2 separate regions of the Homo sapiens genome follow, and region 1 is linked to region 2. The links are chromatin loops, found by intact Hi-C in ENCODE. Cell type or tissue: heart left ventricle. All regions are shown on one strand. Each heading gives the region's core, and the rest is flanking DNA. Links, peaks and the distances in the headings are about the cores only. Region 1 overlaps LOC105376442 (a long non-coding RNA gene). Region 2 has its middle 120 kb from the start of MIR4675.

The links. Peaks named below come from ENCODE experiments on the same cell type or tissue, not always from the same donor. Only the 100,000 strongest peaks of a DNase experiment are listed, where the experiment ranks them.
Region 1: a loop joins it to region 2, with 3 times the contacts of the local background. A loop is called at or near these places in 1 of 110 quality-filtered maps.

Annotation. Positions count from the first base shown.
Region 1 is chr10:20,603,086-20,611,428 of GRCh38, forward strand. It overlaps LOC105376442 (a long non-coding RNA gene), which reads left to right. Exons shown (of 4, transcript XR_007062080.1): 2 at 3,230-3,289; 3 at 3,947-4,013; 4 at 6,776-8,343. Among named protein-coding and RNA genes, the nearest start is that of MIR4675, 55 kb to the left of the region's middle. In heart left ventricle, for the core only: no CTCF peak of the experiment used is centred there; no DNase peak of the experiment used is centred there.
Region 2 is chr10:20,668,447-20,676,789 of GRCh38, forward strand. No RefSeq gene overlaps it. Among named protein-coding and RNA genes, the nearest start is that of MIR4675, 120 kb to the left of the region's middle. In heart left ventricle, for the core only: no CTCF peak of the experiment used is centred there; no DNase peak of the experiment used is centred there; H3K27ac peaks cover 2,983 bases.

The sequences.
Region 1 (8,343 bases), core at 236-8,235, 65 kb before region 2:
CAGTAAGGATAATGTAAATATTCCAAAATCCAAAAAAACTCCAAAATCTGAAACATTTCTGGTCCCAAGCATTTTAGAGAAGGGATTCTTAACCTGTGGTAGGTCTTTTGATCTATGGTAAAGAGTGGTGATTTGACTCTGATTGACATGGGAAGCCTTGGAGGAAGGTCAGCAGGCAGTGACTTGCTCTGATGTTGAGTATAATGGGCTGTTTTTGCTGCTGTGTGAAAAATGGACTATTGAGAAGTAACCAGGGAAATCAGAAAACAAGGTGAGAGGCTTTTGCAATAGACAGACAATAGGTGCTTGGTGGCTGGGACTGACAGTCATGAAGTCAGACAGAAAAGGTCATACTGGGGATACGCTTTGAGGGCAGAGCCAACAGGAATGGATGCCAGGTATGGAAAGAGAAGACTCAAAGATGACTTCAAATGTATTGACTGGAACAATTACAAAAATGGGGTGGCCATTTACTGAAAATGGGATTGTGGGCAAGGAACAAGTTTGGGTACTGGGGAATCCAGGCTTAAGTTTGAAACTTGTTTTGTTACACTGGATTATCTTATTAGACATCCAAATGGAGTGTCCAGCAGTCACCTAAATACACAAGTTAGATGTTTAAGGGCGTGGTCAGAATTAGATAACTACATCTTGGAGACATCAGCATATTGGTAGTATTTAAACTATGTCATTACCCAGGAAATGAGTTTTGATAGGAATAGTCATCAGCCTGGATAATTGACCTTACTGACAGAAGACTTCCTTTTCTGTTTTTTCCCCCTTTTTCTGTATCACCACCAATGTAAAGACTTAAAATAACAATCTTGAAGAAATGACTACAACCTAGAAATTCAGTAGTTACTAGGAAGATGCATGTCTTTGTAAGTTATAGTGACTCCTTAGAGTAAAAAGTGTTGTCATAATTTAAAAACCAAAATCCATCTCATCCTGTAAGTCTATAGTGCCATGGAAACCACTCTGGACTGGATGGTCAGAATCCAGCCACTTTCATTCCCAGAGTCCCAGTTCCTCAACTGAAAATCTAGTGGTAGGATACTAAGTTTCCTTCTTATTTCAAAAGCTGATTCTCTTTTGTTTTACTCTTTACCGTATGATAGTAGATAGACTATTTTACTGTATTTCACTCTTTATTTTACTACAAGAGGCAGTAAAATATTGTGTGTGTTATGTGTATGTGTGTGTATACACTCATGCCTCACTTAACAAGGATACATTCTGAGAAATGCATCATTAGGCAATTTCATTGTCATGCAAACGTCATAGAGCATATTTACACAAACCTAGATGGTATAGCATACTACACTTCTAGGCTATATGGTGTAGCCTATTGTTCCTAGGCCACAAACTGTACAGTGTGTTACTATACTGAACACTGTAGGCAATTGTTAGACAATGGTAAGTATTTGTGTATCTAAACATAGAAAAGGTAAAGTAGGCTGGGAACAGTGGCTCACGCCTGTAATCCCAGCACTTTGGGAGGCCAAGGTGGGTGGGTCACCTGAGGTCAGGAGTTTGAGACCAGCCTGGCCACCATGGTGGAACCCCATCTCTACTAAAAATACAAAAATTAGCCGGGTGTGGTAGCGGTTGCTTATAATCCCAGTTACTTGGGAGGCTGAGTCAGGAGAATCACTTGAACCCAGGAGGCAGAGGTTGCAGTGAGCCAAGATCATGCCATTGCACTCCAGCCTGGGCAATAAGAGTGAGACTTCAGAAAAAAGAAAGAAAGGAAGGAAGGAAGGAAGGAAGGAAGGAAGGAAGGAAGGAAGGAAGGAAGGAAGGAAGGAAGGAAAGAAAGAAAAAGAAAGGGAGGAAGGGGAAAACACGGCGTTATAATCTTATGGCACCACCATTATATATGCAGTCCATTGTCGACTAAAACGTTATGGAGCTCACGACTATACATATATATATACAGAGAGGGGGGTCTAACAAAATGCTTTTCAGAATTTATACGTCCTTTCTTATCTTATGTTCACACTAAAAACAGTTTTCTTCTTCCATTTTTCCAACTTCCCAACTTCTTTCCAACTTTCATCTTATGATTTTCTGGACATCGAAGCTATCAGGGGTAATTCAACTCATCAATAGATTTCTGTTCGTTGAACTGAAGCTGTGAGTCCAGCATTCTGGGAATTCCACTGTCAGTAGTTATGTGCTGTTTCTCTCCACAATTTAACGACTGATTTTCTGCTATAAGTTTTAGCTTGTACAATATACAGTACTGTATCACCTTTCATTTTATCAAAACTGTAAACATCGAATTACATACAGTCCCCAAAGGCATTGCTAAGCTATGTGGAATTCATGTTGAGCCATCAGGATACGTTAGGTCAACATATTCTTATTCCCTACCCTACTCCTTTCCTAAATATTGATACCAAGATTTCCTGAGGTCATAGGGAGAAGATGATAGAGGAATTTAAAGTTAGTCAAGCAAATTAAATCACAACATTGAAAAATCTTTGATACCTATATTAACCACAATGGATTAATTATTTCTAAACCTCTACATTTTACAAAACATAGTTAACGAACGAATAAAAGACAACTTGTTTAAAAGCATTTCTTAAGCCAGCTCAAATACTTACATACAATTATAGGGATTTTTTTCCATTTAGGCCCTATCTTAGGCTATTTGGTGTGCTCTCATCTCACACGCACACGTATACATCACCACAGTTATGTACTACATTATACTAAAGGGGAATCCTCAAAAGGAATTGTTACCTACAAGAACAATAGGAACAAGCACAATACAATAGGCACAATAGGAAGGAAATGGGAAAAAATGGTGCTTCTATACAATGGAAAAATGGGTACTCATTAAACGTCAGGCCTTGAAAATTATTTAATGATATTGGGAAATGTTTCTGATACAATGTTAAATGAAAAAATGTACAAAAACAATAGGATTTCAACATTTTTACAAAGAAATATATGTATTTCAAGCTAGTAATGATTTTAAGAGGCCAAAAGGAAATACAGATTCTCTAAATGATAGAATTATAAAATTTTACTTTTATTATTTATTCTAATAAGCATGTATTATTTTATGTTGAGAAAAAATTTTAGATGGGTTGGAAATGTAAAATCATTCAAATATTGAGATTACATTGTAAATAATACTATGGAGGTGGCAGAATATCATTTGTTTTTTCAATATTGCTGTAATTTTATACTCACCATTGTACCTAATGTCCTACAGCTCTCTACTTACAGGTAAATTGTCTTGTGATTATTTCCACAGAACTCTGACTTGGATAAGGTGAGCTATGCTGTTATATATGTCTAAACAAATAAATCTTCACACAAATCATAAAGGTCCATTGAATTTAAATGATGTGAACTCCAGAACCCTGTTCATAAAGTTTTATCCTATATCCACTCATGGATTAATCTGGACCAAATGATCAAGGATACGCAGATTACATGCCTGGTTTGAATTAACCCAGAAGGAAAGCCTGCTCTTCATGAGTCTGAGATACTAAGGAATGCACATGTTTACAATTCTCAATAATGCATATTTCACATTAATTCCTAAAATATAATATAATATGTAGCAGGCATTAGTGTGATACATTTGTTTGTAAGTGTAAGGATTGCTGCATGTTTATTAATTGAGGCAGAAATTAATCTTAGAATGCATTATCTCTGATTTTACTTTTATTCTAAAAGGAAGACAGAATAATTTCTGATCTGGTCATGCTTAGAGAAATAAAATCTAAAAATTGAAACATAAGCAACCCAAACACAGAGATGGTAGAGGGAAGAATTATATTGAGTCTATTTTAAATATTGAAAAGTGAAACAGATTATCAGAAGCCAAACTTTGTAAGCCTGCAATTTTTTTCTTGCTTAATTTCATAAGCTTTTGACACTAAATGAATGCACATTTAATCTCTTGATGTTTATTTAATTACAGACTTGTATCCATTTTATTACGATGTTCTTCTTTTTTACAATTTAGTTCCCCAGAGGGCAAGACCAAGGTCAGTTTAATCTGAAGTCTTTCGTACTTGATAAAAATGTCACTGTAATGAAAACTTGACCGCAATTATAAAGATGACATCATTATGATGATGATTATGATAATAATGATGACGATGATGATGACTTTGCCATTGCTTTGCAGAAAAGGGTAAAGAAAATTCATCCTATAATCTTAAAACAGTTTCACTGAGATAATGTGGTATTATTAGTTCAAAGTCATTGCACCCATTTTTCTGGAAGACCCCAAATCATTGCGAAAGTACAGACAAAAGGAAGAGGTACTAACAGTTTCCCTACAAGTGGCTTCCAGGCAACACATTCTGGGTTTTGTTGTTGTTGTTGTTTTGTTTGTTTTGAGATGGAATCTGGCTCTGTCACCCAGGCTGGAGTGCTGTGGCTGGATCTCTGCTCACTGCAACCTCCACCTCCCAGGTTCAAGTGATTCTCCTGCCTCAACCTCCTGAGTAACTAGAATTATAGGCCTGCACCAACATGCCCGGCTAATTTTGTATTTTTAGTAGAGATGGGGTTTCATCACGCTGGCCAGGCTGTCTCAAACTCCTGACATCAAGTGATGTGCCCACCTCAGCCTCCCAAAGTGCTGGAATTACAGGCGTGAGCCACAATGCCCAGCAATTCTTGAACATAAAAATAAATAATAAATAAAACTGAATTCCTCCCAATCTATCATAGAAGCTCTTTGATAACATGAGTCAATCAAATAAATAAGAATAATAGGATTTTGACAAAAGAAGACATTTATCTATTCCCAGAGAAACATATTGGTCACACAACTTATAAATTGCCAGTTGAGGTTCTCCATTCATCACCAAGATTTCCATGTAATGACAGGGAAATAATTACCATACCTCTCCCATGTCATGCAATCTTTTGATGTGTCAGGAAGTCAAACAATACGTAAATTCAGCCCTCAGTGTGTGGACAACACCTGTGGAGTGGGCAGATTTTTTTTTCACTAACAGCAGCTAATTTCTCTCCTGAGTAGGCATGGAATCTTTGTAGCAGGTCTACGGCTTCCGGAAAAGCTGCAGAGAGCCTTCCCTGGAAAATCAAGGATGTTTAATCTTGAACCTTTCGACAATCTATCACAACCCTTTCTCCACTAAAACGTCCAGAAAAATGTGCTAATATTTGTTTTTTAAAAAATCATAGATTAGAAGCTCCAGATTCAGCTCCAACTCACCGGTTCTCTTCAGCTTAAAAACAGAATTTTCTCTTACCTGAAACCTATAGGCATCTATTAGCATCAAATTTCACTATTTGAATAGGTAGTAGGGTCTTTGCTCCCAAATGATACATATTTTTACATGTATATAATTTTAAATTAAAATGTAAATATAAAATATATAAATAGTATACATATGCATAATTGGTATAAAATATAAATTTTACATATATAGAGAAAGAGAGAAAAAGAGAGAAAGTGAACCTGTCCAGAAATGAAAGAGTGAAAATCAACTCAGATTGAAAAAGAAACAAGGAGTCCTTCTGCTAATCCAGTGGAGAGGACAGCTACATAAGGCCAGCTGTGTAATTAACAGGAAACCCAATTTTCCCAAGGTCATGCAGCAGCTGCTCAATGCCATAACAACCCTCTTCCTGAATCACCTCTGCCTTGTCACTAATGATGCTCACAGACATGCTTTGCTGTAACTCATCTATTCCTGGGGATCCAGAATTGCTAAATGTCCTTGCCTCATGACATGGCATAATCCCTAATCTTCATTTGTCCTAATCCAGAACTGATCCCCACTGGCTTCTGCTGGATCCTCCTCCAAGCTCTTCAGTTAGAACCCAGACCTTGTGAAAGACACTTCCTCCTATCATGCAGCACTCCTGGCTCTTCCCAAAGGCCACCCCTTGCTGCATTGACTCAATACATGTGATTTTGTCGGACTCTGGGTTTGTTGATAGTGATTTGTGACTAACCCATTAGCCTGTCACAAGTTGGAGGTTTCACAGAGAGTTGGCTAAGACCTTCGTTGCCATGAACTGAGACCCTAACTCCATAATAATGTGTATGTTTGAGACCCCATGAATCTCACCTACTCAAGACTTCCCTGTCACCAATTGTGTGAGTTTTTCACTGGACCAGGGGTCTGATGACCTTTTTGTCTCTCCTGTGTCAGCTTTATTATTTATCTCTCAGGATTTGGTCGTTATAAATCTGACTTTGTCAGACTATTTGTTCCCGGTGGTCTAGAAAAAAAAATGTACACACACACACACACACACACACACACACACACACACATATAATATACATTTAATTATTTCTTCAGTTCAAAGATAATTTTTTGGGATGAAAGTAAATTTAAAGCACAGATTAAGACACAACTTTCTGGTTATTCAATTGCTTTAACTAACTTACCATAATGGATATATTTGCTATAATTTTGCTACAATAAACTCTTAATCACAAACAAGATAGAGAAGTGAATACACATATATGTAAGAGTGGATACAAACAGAAAGAAAAAATAAAGAATTCATGTGGTGAGCTTATGAACCTTTCTTGAAAAATTCTTTTTTGCAGAATGTATCACTTGCTGAGAATTCTTGATCACCTTTATAAAAATAACGTTTATTGTTCTTTTAGGATTATATCTTTTGTGATGATATGAATGATACATCTTAGCCTCTTTACTTGCTAGATGACTTCTCTTTATTTCACAATCAGATAAGAACAGAGAAGACTCAAGCTGATTAGCACATTTTTTGTTTTCCTCTCAAACTACAGCTACCTAAGATCGGAACCCTCTGATAATTTGTGCTGCTATTTTAAGATCCAGTTCCATTCTACAACTGGCTGAAGCATGAAGTCAACTAAAATAAACTGAATTGAGTGGAACTGAACTGAACTGAAGTGAAATAATGTGATTTCCAGTAAACCTGACACCTTAAGGACAGAACATGAGCCTTGCCCATCTTCCTCCCAGAGGTCCCAGCACAATCACCGACTCACACAATACTCTCAGTGCATGAGTGATGAATTTCACTAACAGCGACCCATCTCTCTACATAATCCACTCCGGTTTCACCAGAGCTGAGAGTATCATGAATTACATCTATAGATAGCTGTAAGCTAATGACCAAAGCACATAACTGAATTCAAACATATTCTTTATTGCAGTCAGATGTGAGAAAACAAAATTTAGAAGACAAGCCAGAAAGGAAATGAAGAACATAAAGAGCCTGAATTCTCATCGTCAATTTTTCCCTGACTGACTCCGTTTTCCTCTCTTCTTTCCATTTACCTTTCTGTTCCCATCCCCATCATTTTTGTAGTGTTTATTGAGTGTCTGCTGCATGCCAGTCAATGTGCTGAGTACTTTTCATGTGTTATACCATTTGATCGTCACAGCAGCACACTATTATAATTATGAATATGATTCCACATACTATATCTAAAATTTAACTTAATTTTACATAGGAGGAAGCTGAGACTTGCCCAAGACTACTCCATTAGTAAGATGTGAACCAAGTGAACCATGTCTGACTCAAACCTAACCCCTGATTCTCTGAATCCATATCACCGTAGAACTCAACAGTGAAATATTGGGGTAGAGGTAATGCTATTAGTACACAAACTATGCACAGATTTACAAGCAACTAAACAGGAACTCATGGCCAGGCACAATGGTTCATGCCTGTAATTCCAGCACTTTGGGAGGCCAAGGTGGGCAGATCACCTGAAATCAGGAGTTCAAGATCAGTGTGGCCAACATGACAAAACCCCATCTCTACTAAAAATACAAAAATTAGCTGGGTGTGGTGGCACATGCCTGTAATCCCAGCTACTCAGCAGGCTAAGGCAGGAGAATTGCTTGAACCTGGGAAGGAGAGGTTGCAGTGAGCCGAGATCACATCACTGCACTCCAGCCTGGGTGACAGAGCAAAACTCTATCTTAAATGAATAAATAAATAAAAATGAAAAAAACAAACAAATGAAAGAAAGTCACGAGCACAACTTCTGACTCCCCCTCCATCTTTTCCATTGTTCCCTGTCTCTCTGCTTAAAAACAATCCGAGTGACTCTCACTTTTTCCTTGTGTCTCCCACCCATCTACCCTACTCTTGCTCTACACAGTTAAGGATTGTTTTGAAATTCTATGGGGAAAAATTATAAAATTTATAATCCCAAAGAGTCCATCCAATTGTCTGTAACAAGATTTAAAGCTTAGTATTATCTCAACCCAAAATTTGACAAATGACAGTTTCCTTGTTGCTTGTACACACGTCACTCCAACAGCTGAAAAGCCAGGATAGATGTTTGCCAGTAACTTCCTTGCAGAGGCCTTAATAAAC
Region 2 (8,343 bases), core at 233-8,232:
TGAGAAAACAAAAATGTCTGCTTATCTCTCTCCCTTCTCTTTCCCTATTCCACAATCTATTAATGATTTTTTTAATTCATGGTGTCATTTTCCTATCTCAGGTTAAAGGAGAGTTTAACAGCAGTAAATCCCAAACAAAAGCATTCTGATTTTAGACAATGCTATACATAAGAAGTAGAAATATCTCAAATACAATTCTCAAATGACGCTTTTAGTTGTATGAGAAAGAAAAGCCGTAAATACTAGCATAACCAAATGATATGGTTTAGCTCTGTGTCCCCACCCGAATCTCATCTCAAATTGTAATCCCCACATGTCGGAGGAGGGGCCTGGTGGGAGGTGACTGAATAATGGGAGTGAACTTCCCCCTTGCTGTTCTCGTGGCAGTGAGTGAGTTGTCACAAGATCTGGTTGTTTAAAAGTGTGTGGCACCTCCCGCTTCACACTCCCTCTCCTGTTCTGCCATGGTAAGATGTGCTTGCTTCCCATTCTCTTTCTACCATGATTGTAAGTTTCCTGAGGCCTCTCAGTCATGCTTCCTGTTAAGCCAGTTAAACCAATTAACTGTGAGTCAATTAAACCTCTTTTCTTCATATATTACCCAGTCTCAGGTAGTTCTTTATAGCAGTGTGAGAACAGACTAATACACCAAACCTCTGTCATCAAACAGGAAACCATTATCTTTCATTGAAACTGCTAAAGACACCACAGTCAAAGTTATAACCTCTATCCACTGGTGATTTAATTAATGTGAAAGACTTACTCATAAGAACCAGTGTGGTGTTGAAGTCCCCACACACACCCCTCCTGTAAAGTAGAAGTTTGGTCACTATATCCCCTGATGGCAATGTTTATTATATGTGGCTGTGCAAATAGGGGAAGAGACAGTGAGACAGCACATGACCTGAGTACAGAAACCATATTACAGGACCAGAAGTCCTGGCCCAGTCTCTCCACACCAAATTCAGCCCCCAAATATGTCTTCCTCTGTCTCCAAGCTGCAGGACATGGCACAAATTGAAAACAAGAAAAGTCCCACTTTTGAATACATAGCCAAGTACGTTGGTAGAAAAAGAGCATATTTTGGCCAGGTGCGGTGGCTCACACCTGTAATCCCAGCACTTTGGGAGGCCAAGGCAGGTGGATCACCTGAGGTCAGGAGTTTGAGACAAGCCTGGCCAACATGGTGAAATCCTGTCTCTACTAAAAATAAGAAAAATTAGCCGGGCATTATGTAGGGTGCCTGTAATCCCAGCTACTCAGAAGGCTGAGGCAGGAGAATCGCTTGAACCTGGGAGGCGGAGGTTGCAGTGATTCGAGATCGTGCTATTGCACTCCAGCCTGAGCAACAAAAGTGAAACTCCATCTCAAAAAAAAAAAAGAAAAGAAAGAAATAGAGCATATTTTTTTAAATGTTCCCTCAAAATCACTTTTCAAAACAGGCTTTTCCCATTGAATGTAAATGTAGCAAGTTGAAAAATTAAGTCTGTAGGTTCCTTCATCTCCTGAGTACTTGCTTTAATGTGGCCAGTACCAGAAACGGTTCTTCCATTTAAAGTCTGATCATTAAATTAGAAGTAACTTAAAGGGACTAATTGCTCATGGGAGATTTGTTCTTTTCAAGCAGTAGAACACAGAGCTCTGTAACATCCTGTGTTCTAAATTATCATTATGGCCAAAATAGGTCCTGATCCAAGCACAAAAATCCTTCTCATATTTTGCAGTTCTTAATAGAAGTGTCTAACCTAATGTAATTTGATTCACGAATGTTAGTAGTGCAAGTAAAACTTGTTTTTAGAAATTGGGTTTTTTTGGTTTGTGTTGCTGATTTCTCATTTTTAGTTACCTCTGCGGGGTCATTGCTTTTAAGCAGTCCATTGGTTGCATGACAAATGTATTTTAGAGACCTGTCTTTTGTTCAGGAACCGTATTTGTCTGGGAGAAAAATGTCAGCAATTCAGAGTCTGAATCCTGTGTGTGAACAGTACATCTGTGTCACGCCAATGTCAAGCAAACAGAGACAATAGTTTTATCCTGGTTTGACTTCAAGTCTAAACTGGCTCCACATCCAGGAATAGAGCAGAAAGAGGCAGGTTATGGATTGAATTGTGCCACCCCAAAATTCACACATTGAAGTCCAAACCCACAGTATCCCAGAATGTGATTTTATTTGAAAATAGGGTCATTTCAGATGACACTATTTCAGTTAAAATGAAGTCATCCTGAAATAGGGTGGGCTCAGTCCAATACGACTGGTGTCCTTATGACAGAGCACCATGGGAACAGACAGACACACATGGCAGGGAGAACACCATGCCAAGATCAGAGTTATGCAGCCACCAGCCAAGGACCTACCAGGAGCTGGGAGAGAGGCCTGGGACAGATGCTTCCCTAGGGCCTTCAGAGGGAGGGTATGGCACTTTGCCACAGCAGCTCTAAAAGACTAATGCAAGGAACTTGTAAATGTCCCACAACACTTACCTTCTTTGTGGACTGCTATATTCTTCATTAGAAGACCTCCTTCTTTCAAAACTATACTTTTTTCTTACTCACTAAAACCTTAGCCAACTCAGAATTACCTCCATGCCCCTCCCAGGGGGTCTTCATTCTAGGTGCACGTTAAAAACTCTCAGGTGGTGGGTGGGAATCACTGAGCAGCTTCTCACTGGCTAGAGTACTCTGCCACATGACCAAGTAGACCATATGCAAGCAGAAGATCACCCTGGCAAGTCCATGGATGCAGAGATAGACCCCAGACTTCCATATTAAAAAGATGGGTGAAATGAATGCTATCACTTGGATGAAGTTTCTGCCATAGGATTTGCAGATTAACCTAAATTAAGTTCACTTTTGCATCTGGAATTACAAGAGACATGGTAGGGCAGGATCTTCAGAAGATGAACCAAGGAGCTTCCTGTGATTTGTGGGAGAATGGAAGAATCATCCTATTGTCCTACTGACAGAGAGTTAGGGTGCATATATTTGGTGACAGGAGAGTGGCCTACCGTTGGAAAGGAAGGACCATTCGAGCACAGTGGATCTTCTGTTTTGCAAACTGCCTACTAGACCTTCACCCATAGATGCATGGCAGAAAGTATAAAATACAGGAATACTATTTAAAGCATTGGGGGCATTGAAAACTCAAGACCCAAGAGCATTGGTACAAGCATTCAGGAATGGAAGACCTCACCAGACACAGCACTCCTGACAATGGACACGACGAGCCTCACTGAAGGCATTAGGGAGCTGCTTCTGCAGCATCCGCAGTCAACAACAGCACCAGGAATGACAAGCAAATCCTGCAGCGACAGATAATCATTATGCCACAGGGCAACCAAGAAGAATTGTGCTCAGAGCACCGTATGATCCATCATCTAGGAACTAACTTAACTTGTCTAGAGGAATTTAAAGAGGGGCAATGGCAGGGCAGGTGAAGGAGGAGCCGGAGAAAAACACTTACTTGTGATTCTTCTTGTTGTCCTCATTTTATCCCCAGAAAAGTGTGGCCTGAGAACAAAAAGGGATGCAGTTTCTTCTTCACTGTATTTGGCACTAACAATGAGACATAGATGAGCATAGTGTCAATCACAATAAACTCAAATCAAATTAAAAGCACCTTTGAGAGCTCTGATGATCTGGGACATTTTAACTAGTAAGTTCGCAGCATTATTATTTCAAAATCAATTTCATGAATGAGTGCCTATTTGCTAACACTCTCACCTTGTCAAGGGAAAGAAAGATATGAATATATGATATGCCTTCAAAGTCCTTAAAACATGGTTCACATTGCTGCAGAAAAGACAGCACAGGAGAAAGGAGGTGTAGATGGAAAGGTTGAGATGGCTCTGGGAGAAAAGATGGTGCAATGCCGTGGAGATGAATAGACCAAATGCAGAGGAAGACCAGCCCAAACCAAATCAGCAAGTCAGAAAATGTCTAAAAGCCATAGGACATGTTTCCAAGGTCTCTAACAAAGTAATTTGCCTTCCTAATAAGTACCCCAGTTATGATTCTGGGAAAGTTGAATCTCAGAGGAAGTTGCTCAAGATCAAATAAGTTATTAAAAGAGCTATGAAAAAAATGCTGAAATTCTTGAATTCCATCTGGCCCCTTGCCCTCACAAAAACACTAAGTTTCTGATTCCATTTCAAGCCCCCTGAATTCAAAGTCTAAAAGCATGACAGGGCATGAAATAGCCCTCTCTCCTAAGTGAAAGGATTTCCTTTCCCCAGCACCAATGACTCCGGCTGTTTTCCGTATTTTCCCTATTATAAATTCTGTCACCATCTTTCACAGAAGCTCCACTTATGGGGTTAAATGTGGAACTGCTGGCTTAATATCTTCTGATTGAAAAGTGGGTATGTGTTTCTCACTTCGGGCTCACTGAGTTTGGACACAGCTCCCCATGAGGAAATGCAACTCCGTGTCTGATGCCTTTTACAGCTGTAAGAAGGCGTGGAACCCAGTAAGGACCCACAGGATTAAGGAGGAAGCAGGGGATGTCCCTTAAAGCATGTTGAGATGTTCCCAGCTGCATATGTCATGTGGGTGGAACGGGGAAGTTATTATACAGGAAAACATGGGCACGCTTGAAGCATTGCTCTACAGAGGAGCCAAAACTCTGGGGATTATGTTGGGATTCAAGACCTCTACACCAACCTATCAGAACATAAGTCCATGAGAAGAAATGCAGAGAAAGAATGTGTTGACAAATTAACCATTATGTTCATTGTTCTTTACACTTAAAAAATAAAATAAAATAAAGTTCTTACTATATCTTATCTTCATCAGCCTAGAAGCTTTGTGTCACTTTTGAGTTTCTGTGGTTAATACTATTAAAACAAAGGCAGATGAAAAAAAAAGTAACTATAAATACCACCCTTTCCAAGGCCGTCATAGTCTCTTTTGTTAAGATTCTCTCCCACGTATTTTGAGAAGAATACAGTAGCCATGTCTGGGGATATGATGTTGCTTGTTTAATGGTAGGTGTGAAATTAGGAAAAATGTTAAGTGTCCTCGCCCAGAGATGATGTTGTAGTGATGCACGGGCATTGTCATAAAATGGCTTCCTGTCCCACAGAAAATGTTTTCCACTTGGTCTCAAAGTTCAAGTTATTCTTCCCCAGAAAAGAAAAATTAAAACCACTGCTCCCATCACTGCTAAGTTGGTGAATCAATGATGCCTTTGAGCAAGAGAGCCAGAAAAACAGAGAAGAACTGCAATACTATCAAATCAAGGATGCTATTGCCAAGGTGAGAAATCATAGCTGTGGGTGTTTTTGCAGAATGCTGAATGGAGAATAAACCGCCTGGAAAGCAACTGATAAAAATTCTGTATTTATGGTGAACTTCCAGGGGTTTTTTTGAGGGGGAGGGGCGGAAGGGTCATAAGTACAAACTAAGGCTTCTGAATTTTTTTAACAGTTTAAAAGAATAGTTATTTTTATGAGAACACATGGACACAGGAAGGGGAACATCACACACCGGGGACTGTTGTGGGGTGGGGGGAGGGGGGAGGGATAGCATTAGGAGATATACCTAATGCTAAATGACGAGTTAATGGGTGCAGCACACCAACATGGCACATGCATACATATGTAACAAACCTGCACGTTGTGCACATGTACCCTAAAACTTAAAGTATGATAATAATAAAATTTAAAAAAAGAATAGTTATTTTTAATCTCTAGGTATATATATATCAGTCAGTTTCAACAGAGAGTAACATAAGAGGAGTCTGGAGCAGGACTCTCCAAAGAGAATCAGAACATGAATCACATAAGATGAAATAGGAGAATTCCCCAACCCCACTGGGTTGAGGACATCATCAATTTTTATTGAGGACAGATCAAAAGTTTAGAAGTTCATATTTGAACGTTATTATGTATTATGTCTGGTTCATGCATAATCGTGTTCCAGTTAACTATATCATGAACTATTATTTCATTTCCAAGTTTAATTCTGTTTCAAATAAATTTACTGGAAACCTTTTATGGACCACGGTGTATGCTAGATAGGCCCTGAAGATATGAAAAGTATGAGTTCAATCATCCTCAAAATCCTTTTATCTTTTTACAATTCCCAAATCCCCTTCCAGATATTACCTAACAAGCCAGGTAGAGCTCAAAAGATTAGTCACAATTTCAGCGGTCAGCATCCCAGCTTGAGAATTCTTCCTTCAGCTATGGGCAGTGAATATTAAAAACTGTTTCTCTAATTGGATGTTTCCATAAAATGCTTTTCTGATTGTTTTTAGAAACTATTTGGTAACCATATAATCCACTAAAATGGAATTTTCAAAGTTCAAAGGAACTCTCGAAACCAGACACCTAAAGTACATTTCGGACCCTCTAAAATTTTAAGGTGGATATTTTTGAATTATGCTCATTAAAACACTGCTCTACTGAAAACGAATCAGCCGTGGGTGAACTGTTAAGTGATCTAATGACCTGGAAATCTGGGGATTTCTAACACCTTGCTTTCATCTCTGGGCAAAACTATGAGCTTTCATTAAAATTAAAATCAAACTTAAATAGCTTGGACACTTTCAAGCTGTGAACATCAACCATATGTGCAAACCTGGGCAAGTTCTGTCTCTGTGGGGTTTTGTGAGTGGGAGGAGGAAATGGATGATCAGATGACTACACAGATGTTCAAAAAGATCCTGGGACGGCAAGACAACTTGCATCCATTTCAGCTTCCTTAGAGGCAAACAGAAAGGACAAACAAAAGCCTGGAGGTAAAGCAAAGAAAGCAAATTACAGGCCTGTGGCCAAAGCAGCTTAAAGGCACAAGATTCCATTAATTGCAAACACATTTTCTTAGGAACAAAACACTCACTGATAAAGGAAGCAAAATTGTGGTGTTGGAACCCAGCAAATTTGTAATCACAACAATGGTGCTTCAAATTAAAAAAGCATTGGAACTTGAGGCAGTTTCTCAAATCTATGCATTATAGCTGATATAAAAACAAAAGACTAAGATTTAATCTACATGAATTAGAAGGAATGTTTCCTCCGTCTTTGATCTCCAAAGAAATATGGGTAATGCTTTTTTCTGCTTTCAACCGCTCGCAAATGCCTTTGTAGAAATTGATCTATGTAAAAAAGCTGAGGAAGGGTGCATGGAAACCCAAGAAAATGGGGAGAAGAAAATAAAAAAAAGTCTCAAAAAATCTTTTCTATATGTTACTCTGGAAGGGATCTTGTTCACTGAGTTTTCTTACTCTGGGCATCAAATCACTGCATAAGGCTTTTAGATTTTACAACGAGCCCCGTTGGATGGAAACCTAGTTGCCAATGACATGTAACATCATTAAACAGCTCCGCCTGTACCAACTGGTTAGGACCATTTCACACTTGTCTTCTTGGGATGCACATTTATCATTTATCAAAATCAATCAACTTCTAGCTTTTATGAATTACATGGCGAGAGATACTAATAGATAGGAAGTGTTGCTTCTTATTTATATAAGTTGACCTCATACTGGCATCAGGCAGTGATGAGGATTAGGTGAAAAAGACATATTTTACCAAACCATTTGGTTGCCTACTTTACACAAGACATCTGTTCTAGGAGCTCCCTTCACTTGGCCTAACACCTCTCATTGCTTTAATTCAAGAATCTAGTTCCAAAAATATTTTTGCCGAAATAAATGCTGGCAGGTTCGGTTGGCAACTAAGAAATGCAGGCCTAAATTAATTAGCTTCTCCTGTTTCCCTGTTTCCCCCAGGGGGTTTGTCAACTAGGTACCTATTTCTCATTTTCCTAAATAAGTTGTTATAGAGACTTCATTAAGTTAGCGATTCTCTGCTGTTTTTAATCGACCTAAGCATATTTCACATTAAAAACAAATAAATAAAATGAAAACTCATGTTCACACAAAAACCTACACAGGCATATTTATAGTGGTTTTATTCATAATTACCAAAAACTAGGACTGTCACAAGTGTCCTTCACCTGCGGAGTGGGTGAACAAACCTCTGCCTTCATATGATGAAACACTATTCAGCAATGACCTTGTTAACACTACAGAAGCCAGCAAAAACATGGATTAGCCTCAAATGCATTAGCCTAAGTGAAAGAAGCCAGACTCAAGAGGCTACATGATTCAATTTATGCGACATTCTGAAAAACGCAAAATTATAGGAACAGAAAACAATTCGGTGATTGTCAGAAGCTAGGGAATGGGTTGACTACAAGGTAGCGTGAGGGGTTACTAGAACTGCTCTCTATTGATTGTGTTGAATATACACTGGGGTGCTTTTGTCAAATGGTGACATATATGTATATACATGTAATACTTTTAAAACATATGTATATTTATGTATAATACCTTTATAA